Linked DNA regions of Homo sapiens: region 2 is linked to region 1. Evidence: chromatin loops called from intact Hi-C (ENCODE). Cell type or tissue: dorsolateral prefrontal cortex. All regions are shown on one strand. Each heading gives the region's core, and the rest is flanking DNA. Links, peaks and the distances in the headings are about the cores only.

Region 1 (8,006 bases), core at 1,820-6,819:
CGCTGGAGCCTGACTTCTTAGGTTGCAATGCTGGCTCCCTTACTTACTACCTGCGTGAGCTTGGGGAAGCTACATAGTCTCTATCTCAGTTTCCCCATTTGTAAAATGGAGATAATATTACTTCCATTATACAACAAAATGAGTTAATAGAGGTGAAATGATTAGAATTGTGCATGGCAGATAGCATTACATAAATGTTTTCAAATATTATTTTTCTCTCCATGTACTTTCTCTTAAAATTCCTAGTTTTTGGATGTCTTTAATATAGTAATCAACAAATGAAGTTAGTTATATGTGAGTAGTTCACTATCGTTTTTAATGCAGGTCTTAGCACACTATGGCCCGTGGCCCAGCAGCCCCCAAGCTAAGAATGGTTTTTATACTTTTAATGGGTTGTGAAATATGGAAAGAAAAAAGAGAATTTGCAACAGAGACAGTATGTGACCCACAAAGCCTGAAATACTATTTGGTCCTTTATAGGAAAAGGTTGCTGACCTTTGGCTTAATATGCTTTCCCTTTCAAATACATTTGCAATTTTAAATCAGCACAGTTTATACCAAGGACTAAATCTCTAAAGGAGGAATTTCAAGAAACGCCTTAAATAGAAAGGAAAATAGTTTTCGACAGTGAAAATAGTATTTCATCTTGTGAATGTTTGCTCCCCTCCTCTCTGTTGAGACTAATTTTTCTACCAATGACTAAGAATCATTTCACGGTAATTAATTGAAGGTTTGGTACAGTAGGATCAAACAATCCAAAAGGTACTTAAACTCACCAGGCTAAATAGCATCTCAAATGATTATTGTGTTTCTCTTGGCCAACTCTGTCAGGCTGATCCAACTACCATGGGAATTGCTGTCATATCAGGTCTGGAATCAGCAAATTTGCTAGGCTAAGTATCCAGTTCTTTGCCACAGACCCTTGTGGTAATGAGTGTGGGAGCATGAAAGCTGACTCAGGAAGTCTTTAGGCACACTTCAGAGAAATAAAGTTGCCTGAAGTAAAATCTTTAGAAATCTTAAATTGTTAAAAAGCAATTGTGAAAAGGGGGGAAATTAAGCAATCTTTTTTATTTTTTGCCAACAAAGTGTTAACCTGAGACTCTCTGGGTAACTTTATCTACCACTTTAATTAGCCTTGAACAACTGGGAGACATTTTATGCTTTTGGCAACCAAAACAGCTGCAGGCAAGAGAATGGAATAAGGGAGTCCTGGGTAGAGACCTGATGGTCCTCTGAGGGCCCTCAAGTAAGTCACATAGGAAGCTAGCAGGTCTGTCTGTGAAGTTGATGTGGGGGTGGGGCAGGCATTTGTCTACTGAATCCAGGAGTCTGCGGGTGTTGTATCAACTGAAGGTAAGAGTGGGAGGAATGAAGGGCCACTTTCTTTTTGACCTTAATTGGGCTTGCTGAGATTCAAACATGAATGAATGGTCAATTGAGGGGCTGTGGTTTGCCAGAAATCTATTTGCATAAAGCAAGAAGGACACTTCCAGGGCAGAGGAACAGGCACATTTGGCACAGTCAAAAAATTCTTAATTATAAAAGGCAGAGGCACTTCTGAATACAGCACAGATTCTGTCTTCAGACTTGACTTTCAGCCCAGCTTCTGAGTATCTAAGTCCAACGTGTTGGGATTACAGGTGTGAATCACTACACTCAGCCACTTTATTTTTCTTAATTACATCAACTTGGTAGGGACATGGGTCTGCTATGGTCCTGGGGAAGGAGATGGAAGAGGCATGTAGAGGAGAAGACATTCAGGCTGAGAGTAAGACCTGCCACTAGAAATAAGGTCCAGGAAGGCAGGGGCTTTGTCTTGGTTTCCACTATGTCCCCTAACTTGAAAACAGGGCCTGGAATGTGAAGGTGCTGAAAAAATGTTCATTGAATAAACAAATGAAATACAGGCAAAGTATATACAGGTCCTATTGTAAAACATCATAAAGGACGATGAGGCAGTAGTCATTTCTCTTACTGGAGGTAATGACATTTCAAAAATCACTGAAGAAATACAATAAGAAAGAAACCTAATTAATTATACAACATCCTAACCCAACCATTATTACACTTCTATTGTTATACTTTCAGTATTTTATAATATGCAATTAAAATAGATTTATAATCAGAAAATTTCTGATGGGAAATATGGAACTTATTTTCAAAAGAACCAATCTGCCTTTACCGACAAAATATCACTAAAAACCAACATAGGTGATGTTACCTAAGTAAGTCTGAAATAATTATTGATAGCTAAATCAATACAACAAAGTATGTGGTATAAATCTTAGAGTTACTGGTAAAGAAAATATAAGACATGCATTCTCTTGCTAGTTCCTACTGTATGGGTTTCAGTGTTCTCATTTGTAAAATGAGAGGGCTGGGGCTCAATAATCTCAAAGGTTATTTTATTTAATTTAATCTCTAAATTTTATTTTACATGCCGATTGTAAAGCAGTTTGTGTGTGTGTATATACATAATATATAATAATATTAATTCAGACATAGGAGCTCCTTCCATGCAGAAGGAATATAGATTTTAGAAATTCACATTTTAAAAGCCATCTCCAATTTTTTGGGACTAATTTTTACCTGGAGGAATTGCAGTAAGTAGTTTACTTAATAGATAGACTGATTATTAGTATTTTAAATTCCCAAAGATAAATCTTTATCCTTCTAAACCAACAAAACAGAGAGTTAATTAAAAACAAAGTGACAACAACAACCCAACTAGGAGTAGTCAAAGGGGAAGAGTGATGGTAAAACGTAATTGGTTCATTGGCATAGAAATGGGATAAACACGCCGGGTGCGGTAGCTCACGCCTGTAATCCCAACACTTTGGGAGGCCGAGGTGGGTGGATCATGAGGTCAGGAGATCGAGACCATCCTGGCCAACATGGTGAAACCCCGTATCTACTAAAATACAAAAAAACAAAAAAACAAAAAACAAAACAAAAAAATTGCCGGGCATGGTGGCACGCGCCTGTACTCCCAGCTACTCGGGAGGCTGAGGCAGGGGAATCGCTTGAACCCGGGAGGCAGAGGTTGTAGTGAGCCGAGATCGCGCCATTGCACTCCAGCCTGGCAACAGAGTGAGACTCCGTCTAAAGGAAAAAAAAAAAAAAAAAAGAAAAAGGAGAAAGAAATGGGATAAAGAAAATTCTTTTTCTTTCTTGAGACAAGGTTCACTGTGTCACCCAGGCTAGAGTGTAGTGGCACAATCACGGCTCACTGCAGCCTCAACCTCCCAGGCTCAGGTGATTCTCCCACCTTAGCCTCCCAAGTAGCTGGGACTACAGGCACCTGTGACCACGCCTGGCTAATGTTTGTACTTTTTGTAGAGATGGGGTTTCACCATGTTGGCCAGGCTGGTCTCGAACTCCTGGCCTCAAGCCATCCTCCCGCCTTGGCCTCCCAAAGTGCTGGGATTACAGGCATGAGCCATCGCGCCCGGCCAGAAAATTACATCATTAGGCTTGTACATGGAGGAGTTAGTAATGCCTGAAATTTTTCCTCTTTGTAGAATTCAGGGTCAATCCTGTTGATCCTGTGTTTTTTTAAGGACCAAATCACCATCGTCTCCTGAGGATAACTCGACAGACACAATTAATTCATTAATGTAGATATTATCTTTCTTTTGATGGTCACAGGAGAAGTGCCTTGAATTGAAGCTTTATCTCTTCCATTGTCACCATCACTAGGCAGGTGAGGCTGACAGGACCGCGTGGCTTAAGGCAACGCCTCGGGAGGGAGCAAAAATGCATCCACTGTGGAGATGAGGTTTCGGTTGCCTCCATTCTTTAAATAGCGCAAACCCTCACAATGTCAAAAGAATCATATTTGAATTCGAACTGCAAGTAAGGAAATCGAAGTATACTAGAATTGATTTCCAGCCTGAAGGCGGATGCTGAATTCAGACCAGCAGTGACACTCCAGGATTTCCACGGTAGTTCATTAAAGGAGGAGAATCTGGGACTAAACAGACAGAGTCTACACCCGCTTATCCTGCACCAAAAAACGCCGAGATGTTCATCGGCATCGCGTTAGTCACATTAGCAGCAGCAATCGCATTATCAAAAACTGCAACACGCATGTAAATAATAGCTACTTTTCCACCACGTGTCGTCGGCCGGCAGTGGATGCCCCCTGTAGGATCCCTATAAGATGCCTTACAGTTCCCCACGGACATCTGCCCAGGCGACTGGGAGTCCCAGGCCCCACCCCACCCTCCAAACCCCTTCTTTGGCGTTCAATACCCCGCGCTCACCGCGGTCTCTTGCTGCCCCCTGCCAGGCCCCTAGCGTCGGGCTGCGAAGGGCTGAAGTACCGCCACGAGGGGGCGCAGGACCAACGACATCACCTCTGCGCGCGACCCGAGGCCGGAAGTTAGTCTTTTCCACTTCCGCTCCTCCTAGCCGCTCCGGACCCCAGAGGCGGAAGTAAAAGCGAACTACAGTGGATGGGTGCAGTTCAGGGTGAGATTGGGAAGGTGGTGAGGCTGTGCTTTCCTTTCTTTTTGTTAAGAAGTGGGTGTGGGTGACTGCTGTACAGTGCAGCCCTTTGCAGATTTGTCTTTGGAGGAGGAAGAGGGATGGAAAGAGCCTTCGGTGTGGAATTACCTTGGTTTTGAGTTAAGAAAGACCCACCTGGGTTCGAACCCTAATGCTTCAGCTAGCGAAGGCAGGCTAGTATGGGAGCTCGGCGCTGTTTCAGATTTTGTAATTTTAAGGCTTATGCCTACCTTTTAAATTGTTGTGGGGAGTAAAGCGAGACAATATATATGAAGCACTTAGCTTTGGTACAAAACGTATTCGTGATTCCGCTACCTTTTCCCATCATATGTAGGCATGTACTTGCCGTTTTCTTTTCTGTATGTCTGAGAAATGTTGTTTGCAAGAGGTAATGCATCTCACGAGAACATAATGCAACGAGAACGTTAGCTGGGATCGATCTCTTATTTTGTATTAGGAAGGCCTGAAATATTTTGCCTTTTTTTTGTGTGTGTGTGTCATTTCCAGAGATAGCTGTTCTCCAGCCTTTCTGGAGGGATGCAGAGCCTTTCCTTAGGACAAACAAGGTGAGAAATGCATGTAAAGATCTCCAAACTTAGCTTGCTGTATCAAAAGAAGACCAGCTGGAATGTGGTATTTTAGGGCCAGTGATTAGTTATTTCCATTAACAGCCTTTTTAACAGGCCAGTTGTGGGGCAGAGGCGAACGTAAATCTTTTTTTAGACCCCTCATACTACAAGCATAGAAATTTTCAGTGTTTGTTAAGTTTGAACATTAGCCCTTTGGATAATGGTTTTGGTTAATTAAAAAGTCAATTTGAGAAATAGATCGAAGTCAATTTTTGAATAGGTACCATTTTTGAAATTTGTACGTGAGGAAAGTTGCTAACTTTCTTGTATTAGGCTATTTAGATGTTCATTTACCCTACTAGATATTATGAGTATTTTGAATGGAGATCCGTTGCTAAGAGTAAAGCATCATGGAGAATTTTGAAGTGTGACTTTTTTGGTACTAGAAACCGAAAAATAGATAAAGATAATTTGTATTTTCCATTGTTTTTCACACCAAAGGCCAGTTTTACTTGTTTAAATTTTTTCATCTGACTGCAAAGTAACACATATTCATTAAATAAAGTCCCAGTATTTCAGAAGTAGTACATAGCCTCTAATAATCTTTCAGAAATAAGTGTCATTCCACTTTCCCCCTCTGTATATATTAACGTCCCCCTCCCCGCCTTTAATATACATGGCATTATCCATACTGTTAAGCAGTTTGTCATGTAGAATATCTGACATCTTTTGATTGCAGTAGATCGGCCTTTATTTTTGGCACCTTTATAGTATATTGCATAGATGTACCACAATTTATTAATTATTCTATTGGTGGCCATTTGGGTTTCTTCTTCTTTGTTATAGCAAATAATGTTATGATGGTCATCCTTTTTCTTTCTTTCTTTTTCTTCTATTTTCTTTTTTTATGAGACAGATTCTTGCTCTGTTGCCCAGACTGGAGTGCAGTGGTGCAATCTCAGCTCACTACAACCTCCGCCTCCCAGGTTTAAGCAGTTATTGTGCCTTAGCCACCTGAGTAGCTGGGATTAGAGACATATATCACCATGCCTGGCTAATTTTAGTATTTTTAGTAGAGATGGGGTTTCGTCATGTTGGCCAGGCTGATCTCAAACTCCTGGCCAACATCTCAAAGTGGTGAGATTATAGGTGTGAAGCCACTGTGCTTGGCCTAGTCATCCTTTTTCATAACAAACACATATTGTCTTTTTTTCTTTTTGAGATGGGCTCACTCTGTCATCCAGGCTGGGGTGCAGTGGCTAGATTATGGCTCACTGCAGTCTGGATCTCCTGGGCTCAAGCAGTCCTCCTACCTCAGCCTTCTGAGCAGCTGGGACTATAGGTGTGTGCTGTTACAGTTGGCTAATGTTTTGATTTTTTGTAGAATAAGGGTCTCACTTTGTTGTCCAGGCTGGTCTCAAACTCCTGGGTTTAAGCAATCCTCCCACCTTGGCTTTCCAAAATGCTGGCATTACAGGTGTGAGCCGCTGCCCCTGGCCCTTTTTTCCCCCTTTGGATAATCTCCAAGAAGTGGAAATGCTGAATTAAAGGCTATGAACATTTAAAATTGTGGCAGCTGGTGCCAAATTCTGGTCCATTAACAATATTTGAGAATTTCCTCTGTTTCCTCATATGTTCATTAACAGTCAATATTATTAATTACTGTTTCTAAGTTTAGCTGAGACCACACATGTCATTTTTAGAGTAAATTTACTGCATTTTAGTATTGTAATCAAGACCAAATTTCTAGGTTTAGCTGAGACCACACATGTCATTTTTAGATGTCATTTTTAGAGTAAATTTATTGCATTTTAGTATTGTAATCAAGACCAAATTTCAGTTGCCAGTTGTAAGTCCATTTCAGCTCTTGTTTTCTATAAATAGAAAGCTTAGTTTTAGATTCCTTAGTAATAAATTATCATAAAACAAATGGTTGATTTCAGTGGTTAGTATTTTAAAGTAAGTTAAGGATTTGAGGGAAGATTATATTTGAATGGGACCTTGTCCTATGGATAGGCATCAGGAGGATGGGCCTTTCTAAAAGAAAGAACAGCTTAAGCAAAGGTAGGGAGACAGGAATGGGCAAGGATGTTTGGGATCAGAGGTTTGAGAGGCGATAGTGCTAGGTATTGAGGTGGTACAATAGAAGAGATAGCTAGAAAGGTAGTTAGAAGTAGATGGTAAGGTAGTTAGCTAACTGAAAAGGTAGCTAGAAAAAGATCACTTTGAAGATTTTGTTTTTTCGGGGAGAGCTACAGAAGGTCTTTAATCAGAGAATGAGGGACATAATCACATCATTTTACAAATGTCAGTATGGTGGCAGTTTCGAGTGATGGATGTCAGAGAAGCACATCAGGTGGCTGTTACAGGCTGGGTAAAAGAGAATGAAGACTTGTAACAGAATGAGAATTACAAAGAGTAGCGAGGTTGGATTTCAGAGAGATGCCAAAGAAGTTGAGTCTACGTGATTTGATGACTGGAGTTGAGGAAGAGGAAGAAAGCAAAGCTCACTTTTAGATTTTTATCACAAATGACTCTTAGATAGTGATTGTGATAATGATATCTTTAGTCAGAAGAGGGCAAATTTGGGGACTGGGAAAGATACTCAAGTTTGGGGCATGTTAAGTTTGTGTGGAAGAAACTTCCATGGAGGATGAGTTATACACAAGACATGAAATTTACTTGTGACAGATTTAGAAGAAACGTTTATAGATTTGTTACTTTTTGTTAGGAATTTTGGCTTACATTTTCACCTATTTTTAGTTTGTTATTAATAGAATTTCTGTTGAACATTCTGTGGCTTATTCAGCCTGTTTACCATGATGCTAATAGTCCTAAGAAAGTGCACTGTCTAGTAGTCTTCACACTTTTTTGATTGTGTACATTGTCAATAGAAATATGCCTACAATATATGTACATTTGTTT
Region 2 (8,006 bases), core at 1,040-6,039, 300 kb before region 1:
CAACGGTGGATTTGATAAAGGAAATGTGGTATATACACACTATAGAATACTACACAGCCACAAAAAAGAATGAAACGATGTCCTTTGCAACAACGTGCATGCAACTGGAGGCCACTATCCTAAGTGAATTAGTTCAGGAACAGAAAACCAAATACCGCAAGCCCTCACTTATAAGTGAGAGCTAAACACTGGGTACTTATGGACATAAAGATGGCAAAAACAGACGCTGGGGACTACTGGAGGTGGGAGGGAGGGATGGGGGTAAGGGTTGAAAAACGTTTGGGTACTATGCTCAGTACCTGGATGATGGGATCAATCATACCCCAAACCTCAGCATCATGCAATATGCCCATGTAACAAATGTGCACATGTCCCTGAATTAAAAATAAAATTTGTAATTATTTTTAAAATTAAAAAAACCCAAGGCAATTGTTTTTAAAACATGTCTCCCCTAGAGCATACCAAATGCTTTGCCACAGAATTATGTAATTATGCCATGAACTCAATTTTATGAGCAAATAAGTATAATTTCAATCCAGTAACCAGCAAATCCGTTGTTGACTTTTGGAATATGCTATGTTATGTTTCATAGCGTGCCTTCCTAGTTATATTTTACAGATGTTGGTATTTTTGTTTGTATTTACTGATTATATACCAGTTGGACAGTGGAAGGGAAAGAACCTAAAATGATAAATCACCTGCAGATAGAAAAATGAGTAAATAATTTTCACCTAAATCAAATGTGTGCCATTTTCCCTTTCTGGGTTTTTTGCTTTCAATTAATACTAAATTTAGTTTTGTACACATAACCATTAGGAGGAAGAAAAGCCAACCTGTATCTTTATTTTAGCCAGTTCTCTAACAATTAATTATATATATTTAAAAGTTGGATTTTATCTGAGCTTTGGTTTACCTGTTATTTACTTTTTAAAAATACATGGGTGTTCGTACACCATATATATTCTTTTATATAACAGTTTGAAAGAGTTTTCCTGATTGCAGTGAAGTTAATGTTCCCCCTTTTTTAGTCATTAACAGTCAAATGAATAGTTAAATATATTAAAGATACAGAAATAGAAAATTTACAAGATGGATTAAATAAACACTTATAGGAGTTACTATGACAAAATATTTTGAAACTTACTTTCGAGTTATAAATAAAATTATTAAAGATAAAATTCCAACCTGTTCTCTCATGTGGAGTTTAAATCGCAAGTCGGAAACTTAGGATTTAGGCTAAAGAACGAATGTAAAGGGGAAGAAAACTGTATTCCAAAAACAAAAGGTTATATAAATTGCCAAATTAAGAAGGTTTTTTCACCTCTACCTTATGCTGAGTGAAGAAGGTAAGTATACTAAGCAGCTGCTTTTAATGCCTTTTATTTAAACAAAACAACGAAATCCATAGACTTCTGGAATACCAGCAAATTGTATGTGTTTTCAGTTAGTCATCATGTTATATTAACAGTTCATTAAACAAATGACAATTTGTAAATTCAGTCCACAGAATAGCATACTGAAAGGCTACACATGTAGAATTATTAGATAAAAAGGAACATCACTGCCCTTCATAAATTCTAGAAAGTTCATTGCATTCATTATTCACCTTTAAATTCAAAACTGGAATTTGATGATGATTGCAACTGCAGCTGAGGGCCATAAACTAAAACAATTTACTGGGTGTGGAAAAGGGGGCTGGGAAGAGCCGTGGGCTAACCATCCTGTTAACAAGGAGTGTCTCCTCATGAAGGTGGCAGCCACCAGAACGAGGTGCTGCCTCCTACCCTACAAATAGCAAGGGCCCATGCAAATGAAAAGTGAGCCTTTGAGATGAGTCTAGATAATAATGCATTGGAGATTTCCTGTTAAACTAGCACTCTTAAGAACATAGTGGCATTTTATTTCAATCATAGTATAAAACTCACTGGTTTATTCAATTTTATTATATTTTAGATGTTGGTATTAATATACCAAGCAAGATTCTTTTTAAGTTTTCTATTTCCCCTTTCTAAAAGCTCTATATCGGGTTCTTCAATTACATTCTCAAATTATACAAATACTACATGTTTTCTGACAAATACCGTATTTTGGTAATGTTAGGCTGGAAGTAAACTAGAGTCTTTCTGTAACTTTGACTTATCCTGCAATGTTTGGATGATGGGACACATCACCCTGGGAACTGTCTCAAAGCACAACCACATCTTAGGGCCCTACGCTCACTCCCCAAAGGCAGATCCGCCTCCAAAACTCCAAATCCTCATGGTCTCAGGCATCCCTTTTAAACACGGGCACAATCGTCACCTCTTTGAAATGAGAGCGTGCTTGATTATTCCTGGCCTCCAGTTGCTGGCCTTCATCCGGTGTTGGGGTGGGGGAGCCTGTCGGTTCCTGAAAAATAGCTCGGGGATAACTAAGACAAAAGACCCTGAGGAGCTCTGCCTCAACTGTGGCAAGCTGGGTCTTCCACGTCACCAAGTGTCATTTTCACCGTGCCTGTATGGTCCGCTGTTCATCCTGTTAGCGGACCCCGAAATCAGGCAGGAAAATAAAGCTCAGTGGGAGGGCCTCGGAGCAAGACAATCCCACCAAGATGGACTCGGGTTGATTAACGTGAGTGAACCTCTGAGGACCAGAATCCAGACTAGTAATTCTCCATCCCGGCTGCTCGTTAGATGCCCGGACCGACCCCCCCAGACCAATTCAATCAGAACATTCGGAGGGGCTTGTAAAATCTCCCGGGGAGATTCCGGTACGAAAGCCAAAGACTCAGACGCCCGTTCTCCACCCGCCTGCAGCGGCCAGCGCGGGTCCCTCTTAGGGAATTGAATGCAGGCCCCAGGCCTCCTCCTCGAGTATCCCAGTGTGACCGATGGCCAGCTCACAAACGCGCAGTGGGTGCGGCCGCGCCAGGGCGCAGCGGAGCAGAGGGCCCGGCCGCTTTCGGCCTGGGAAAGAGGAGCCACGGCCCGGAGAGGCGTCAGTGCTGGGCTGCGCCTGCGGAGGTCCTCGCAATTGCTGGACTCAACCGCGCGCGCCCCCTACCGGTCCTGCGAAGGAGCCGCAGCCGCCGCGGGAGGCCACAGGTGAAGCGAAGGGTGTGTCTTACTTCAGCAGCCCTGTAAGCCACGCCCAGATTCTCTCTCATTTTCCCACTTCTCATGGCTTTGCATGCTGTCCCACGTTACGTTAGCCTGTACTGAATGTCTCTTTTTCCACATTTAGAAAACAATTTGTTGATGCTGCAAGACATGAAAAAGTACTGTAACTCCCTGAATGTGCATGTCTTTCAGATAGGTAACAAATTACATTGGGCCATTGTTCAACTTTATTAATATTTGTTAAAACATAATTTGCATATATTTTTGCCTATCAAATTGGCAATATTTGTATGTATGTATGTATGTATTTATTTATTTTTTGCGACAGAGTTTCGCGCTTGTTGCCCAGGCTGGAGTGCAGTGGTGCAATCTCGGCTCATTGCAACCTCTGCCTCCTGGGTTCAAGTAATTCTCCTGTCTCAGCCTCCCGAGTAATTAGGATTACAGGCGCGCGCCGCCACGACCGGCTAATTTTGTATTTTTAGTAGAGACGGGGTTTCACCCTGTTGGCCAGGCTGGTCTCGAACTCCTGACCTCAAGTGATCTGCCTGCCTCGCCCCCTCAAAGTGGTGGGATTACAGGCGTGAACCACCGCGCCCAGCCATGTTTTTAAGTGAGATTCTTAATGCTTGTGAAAATAATGAGAGACTTTTTCATATAGTTTTTTGTTTGTCTTTTGAGACGGAGTTTTGCTCTTGTTGCCCAGGCTGGAGTGCAATGGCGTGATCTCGGCTCACCGCAACCTCCACCGCCCGGGTTCAAGCGATTCTCCTGCCGCAGCCTCCCGAGTAGCTGGGACTACAGGCGCCCGCCACTACGCCTGGCTAATTTTTTGTATTTTTAGTACAGACGGGGTTTCACCGTGTTAGCCAGGATGGTCTCGATCTCCTGATCTCGTGATCTGCACGCCTGGGCCTCTCAAGGTGCATATACATTTTTAAAATGTTGTGTATCAGCCTTTAAAATGCTCATATGGAAACAAATAATTGGTGGCAGCCTCTTCAATGCAATATTTTGCAGCTATAAAAATAGCTTTTCAAATAATATTTTATTTCAAATCACTGCATGTTAACCACTATGTATATTCTGGATTAATGGAAATTTCATTGCATATCTGTGCTGTTTAAAGAATAACACCCTTTCTTCCCCTCCCAAGTTCTGTATCATCAAATATAGTCAGGCAGATGTAGGTCAAAATATCATCTTTGTTACTGATAAAATAGTTTAGAGAAAATGGTGTTGATCTGCAGCTAAGTAGACTGCAATAATTTGCTCAGGAATTTGGCATAATTAGTCTGTCATCACACACAACCTTGGCCTCCCCACACAAGTATACAGTCCCCTTATTCTATGGAAGACAGCTGACTAGAACATAAATCTTGCAAGCAGACAGCCTTGAAAGTAAGAGCCCAGAAGGAGCTGAGCTCATGAGTCATCTGCCTGTCTTCTCCACAGAGGAGAAATTGTAGCAATAAAGCTCCAGGTCAGGGGCATTATGTGTAGAATTTCCTCCACAAGGAAATATGAAGCCAGGGAAGGCAATTATATCCCCATATGTTCTCAAGAAGAAGAAGAAAATCTGAACAAACCACTAACCATTAAAGAGAGCACAAAATAAATTTTACTGAACCTTCAGGGAATGCATTATCCCAAAATATGTAAAATGCTTCAACAAATAGCTAATTAGAATAGGCTTCCCAGCTCATTCTATGATGGTAGTATAACCTTGAAACCAAAACTGGACAAAGAGTATTAAAAAAAAATCAGCAAAATTACTAATGAACATGGGCATAAAAAATCTGAGTAAATGTTACATTTACTCAGTAATATAATGTGACCAGATTTATAATATATAATAATTGATAAGTAATGTCATATTATGTTACTATGTATTAATATTCATTACCATGTATAAACTATAGTAATTAGTAATATATTATTTATATATCATTTGTATATTACTTGTATAAGTAATAAATTTCTTATATTTTTATTATTTATATATTATACAAGTAATATATTCTTGTTTTATATATATATATATATACACACACAAACACACAAGTATTATATCATAACCAAGTTTGACTTATCCAAGAAATGCCTCATGCTTAATAATCTATTAATGTGGCCAGGCATGGTGGCTTACACCTGTAATCTCAGCACTTTGGGAGGCTGAGGCGAGTGGATCACCTGAGGTCAGGAGTTCGAGACCAGCCTGACTAACATGCAGAAACCCCATCTCTACTAAAAATACAAAATTAGCCCAGCATAGTGGCATGCACCTGTAGTCCCAGCTACTCAGGAGGCTGAGGCAGGAGAATCACTTGAACCTGGAAGGCGGAGGTTGCAGTGAGCCGAGATTGCACCACTGCACTCCAGTCTGGGCAACAGAGCAAGACTTTGTCTCAAAAAAAAAAAAAAAATGAGAGAATCTCTTAATGTAATATACCACACCAGTGATTAAAGGAACAAGACAAAGATAGCTGGTATTATCTCTACTATTCCACTTTGTACTAAAGGGGTTAAAAAATGCAATAAGACACTAAAATAAGTAAGTCATACAATTGGAAACAACTGTCAATACTTAGAATATTGTCTTTATAGAAAGTCTAGGAGAATGTATAAAGTTGTTAGAACTAATAAGAGAACCTAGTCAGATTGCTACATACAAGACCAACATATAAAAATTAGTAGTAGTTTCTATATGACAGTATTTTAAAAACTAAAAAAAGATATTATTCTCCATCGCAAAAGAAATATGCCATGTTATTAAATAGGAAGACTCAATACCATGGGTATATCACTTCTTTCCCAAATAAAGTTACAAATTTAATTTAATTCTAACTGAAATCCAAGCAAGATACTTTGTGGAACTTGACATACTTATCCTAAAATTGATCTGGCTATGTAAAGAACTGAGAATAACCACCATAGTTTTTAAGAAAAGGATAAAGTGAGAGGACTTTCTCTACCAGATATCCAGATTTATTACAAAGTTATAATCATTAAAACATGTGGTATTGATACCAACTTAGATAAAAAGGAATAGAACTGAAAGTTCAGAAACATCTCCACACATATATGAACTATGATTGAAGAATTAGAAATCAATGAATAATTTACTATTGAAAAATAAATTGTTGGAGACAATTGACTAGGCATGAGAAAATAAATTAGATCCTTATTTCACAGCATACACAAAATCATTTCCATGTGGATTAAAAACCTAATTGTGAAAAGCAAAGCATAGCATTTTTTAGAATTTATGGTTTCCTTACACTCTGGCTACACCTTTGTAAATAAGCACTCTGTTTTTGTTTTTTTGTTTTGTTTTTTTCTGGGATGGAGTTTCACTCTTGTTGCCCAGGCTGGAGTACAATGGCGTGATTTCTGCTCACTGCAACCTCTGCCTCAATGGGTTCAGGCGATTCTCCTGCCTCAGCCTCCCGAGTAGCTGGGATTACAGCCGTGCGCCACCATGCCCAGCTAATTTTTGCATTTTTAGTGGAGACAGAGTTTCACCATGATGGTCAGGCTGGTCTCAAACTCCTGACCTCGGGTGATCCAACTGCCCTGGCCTCCCTAAGTGCTGGGATTGCAGGCATGAGCCACCACGCCTGGCCAGCACTCTGTTAAAGTTTCCTCAAATTACTCAATTTGAGTGGATCATCTCTTTCTTGTAGGACTCTGATACAGAAGTAAATGTAGAAGAATTTCTTAAGGCACAAAAAGCAAAAAACCATAAAATTGAAATATGGCAAAAAACATTATGGAAATAGAAGATTACAAACCTAAATACTTTGACTCAGCCATAGTAAAAACAGATAAGACCATAAACTACATATTTTGAGAAACTTTGAGTGGAGATAATATGGACACACATTATGGGTTTTTTTTGTGTTTTGTGTTTTGTTTTTGTTTTTGAGATGGAATTTCACTCTTGTTGCTCAGGCTGGAGTGCATTGGTGTGATCTTGGCTCACTGCAACCTCCACCTCCTGAGTTCAAGCAATTCTGCCTCAGCGTCCCAAGTAGCTGGGACTACAGGCATGGACCACCACTCCCAGCTAATTTTTTTATTTTTATTTTTAGTAGAGACGGGGTTTCTCCATGTTGGCCAGGTTGGTCTTGAACTCCTGACCTCAGGTGATCCACCCACCTTGGCCTCCCAAAGTGCTGGGATTACAGGTGTGAGCCACCACGCCCAGCCTGGACATAGATTATCTTAATAACCTTCAAAACTTAAAGTTTTATTAAATATTTTTTTAGGACCGGACGTCATGGTGAAACCCCATCTCTACTAAAAATACAAAATTAGCTGGGCATGGTGGCGCATGCCTGTAATCCCAGCTACTCGGGAGGCTGAGGGAGGAGAACCACTTTGAACCCGGGAGGCAGAGGTTGCTGTGAACCGAGATTGTGCCATGGGCAACAAGAGCAAAACTCTGTCTCAAAAAAAAAAAAAAAAAAAAAAAAAAAATATATATATATATATATATATATATATATATATATATATTCTAATTGATACATAATATATGTAGATATTTTCAAGGTATATGTGATAATTTAATACAATCATGTAATTTGTAAAGATCAAATCAGTGAAGCTGTGATAGCCATAAACATAAATATTTGCCTTTTCCTTATGCTAGAAACATTCAAATTATTCTCTTCTAGTTATTTTGAAATATACAATAGATTATTGTAAACTATAGTCACCCTACTGATCTATCAAACACTAGGCCTTATTTCGTCTATCAAACTGTTTATTTGTACCTATTAATCAACCTCTCCTCATGATCCCTTTACCCCTACCCTTCCTGACCTCTGGTAACCACCAATCTACTCTCTATCTTCATTTACTTTTTAGCTCCCACATATGAGTGAGAACATATGATATTTA

Evidence for each region. A loop is a pair of places that touch in the nucleus more often than their neighbours do. Peaks named below come from ENCODE experiments on the same cell type or tissue, not always from the same donor. Only the 100,000 strongest peaks of a DNase experiment are listed, where the experiment ranks them.
Region 2: a loop joins it to region 1, with 10 times the contacts of the local background. A loop is called at or near these places in 6 of 110 quality-filtered maps.

Annotation. Positions count from the first base shown.
Region 1 is chr7:91,877,127-91,885,132 of GRCh38, reverse strand. MTERF1 (mitochondrial transcription termination factor 1) reads left to right here and starts at 4,431. Exons shown (of 3, transcript NM_006980.5): 1 at 4,431-4,476; 2 at 5,020-5,078. The coding sequence starts at 5,050. LOC112267986 (a long non-coding RNA gene) reads right to left here and starts at 4,331. Exons shown (of 2, transcript XR_002956514.2): 1 at 4,269-4,331. In dorsolateral prefrontal cortex, for the core only: CTCF peaks have their summits at 4,114 and 4,322 (motif pointing right); DNase peaks (open chromatin) are centred at 3,422 and 4,332; H3K4me3 peaks cover 2,088 bases; H3K27ac peaks cover 1,168 bases.
Region 2 is chr7:92,174,084-92,182,089 of GRCh38, reverse strand. LRRD1 (leucine rich repeats and death domain containing 1) reads left to right here and starts at 2,948. Exons shown (of 6, transcript NM_001161528.2): 1 at 2,948-3,083. It overlaps CYP51A1-AS1 (CYP51A1 antisense RNA 1), which reads right to left. Exons shown (of 3, transcript NR_122110.1): 3 at 1,365-3,239. RefSeq lists a silencer at 2,978-3,087. In dorsolateral prefrontal cortex, for the core only: CTCF peaks have their summits at 2,846 and 3,051 (motif pointing left); a DNase peak (open chromatin) is centred at 3,019; H3K4me3 peaks cover 1,401 bases; H3K27ac peaks cover 1,701 bases.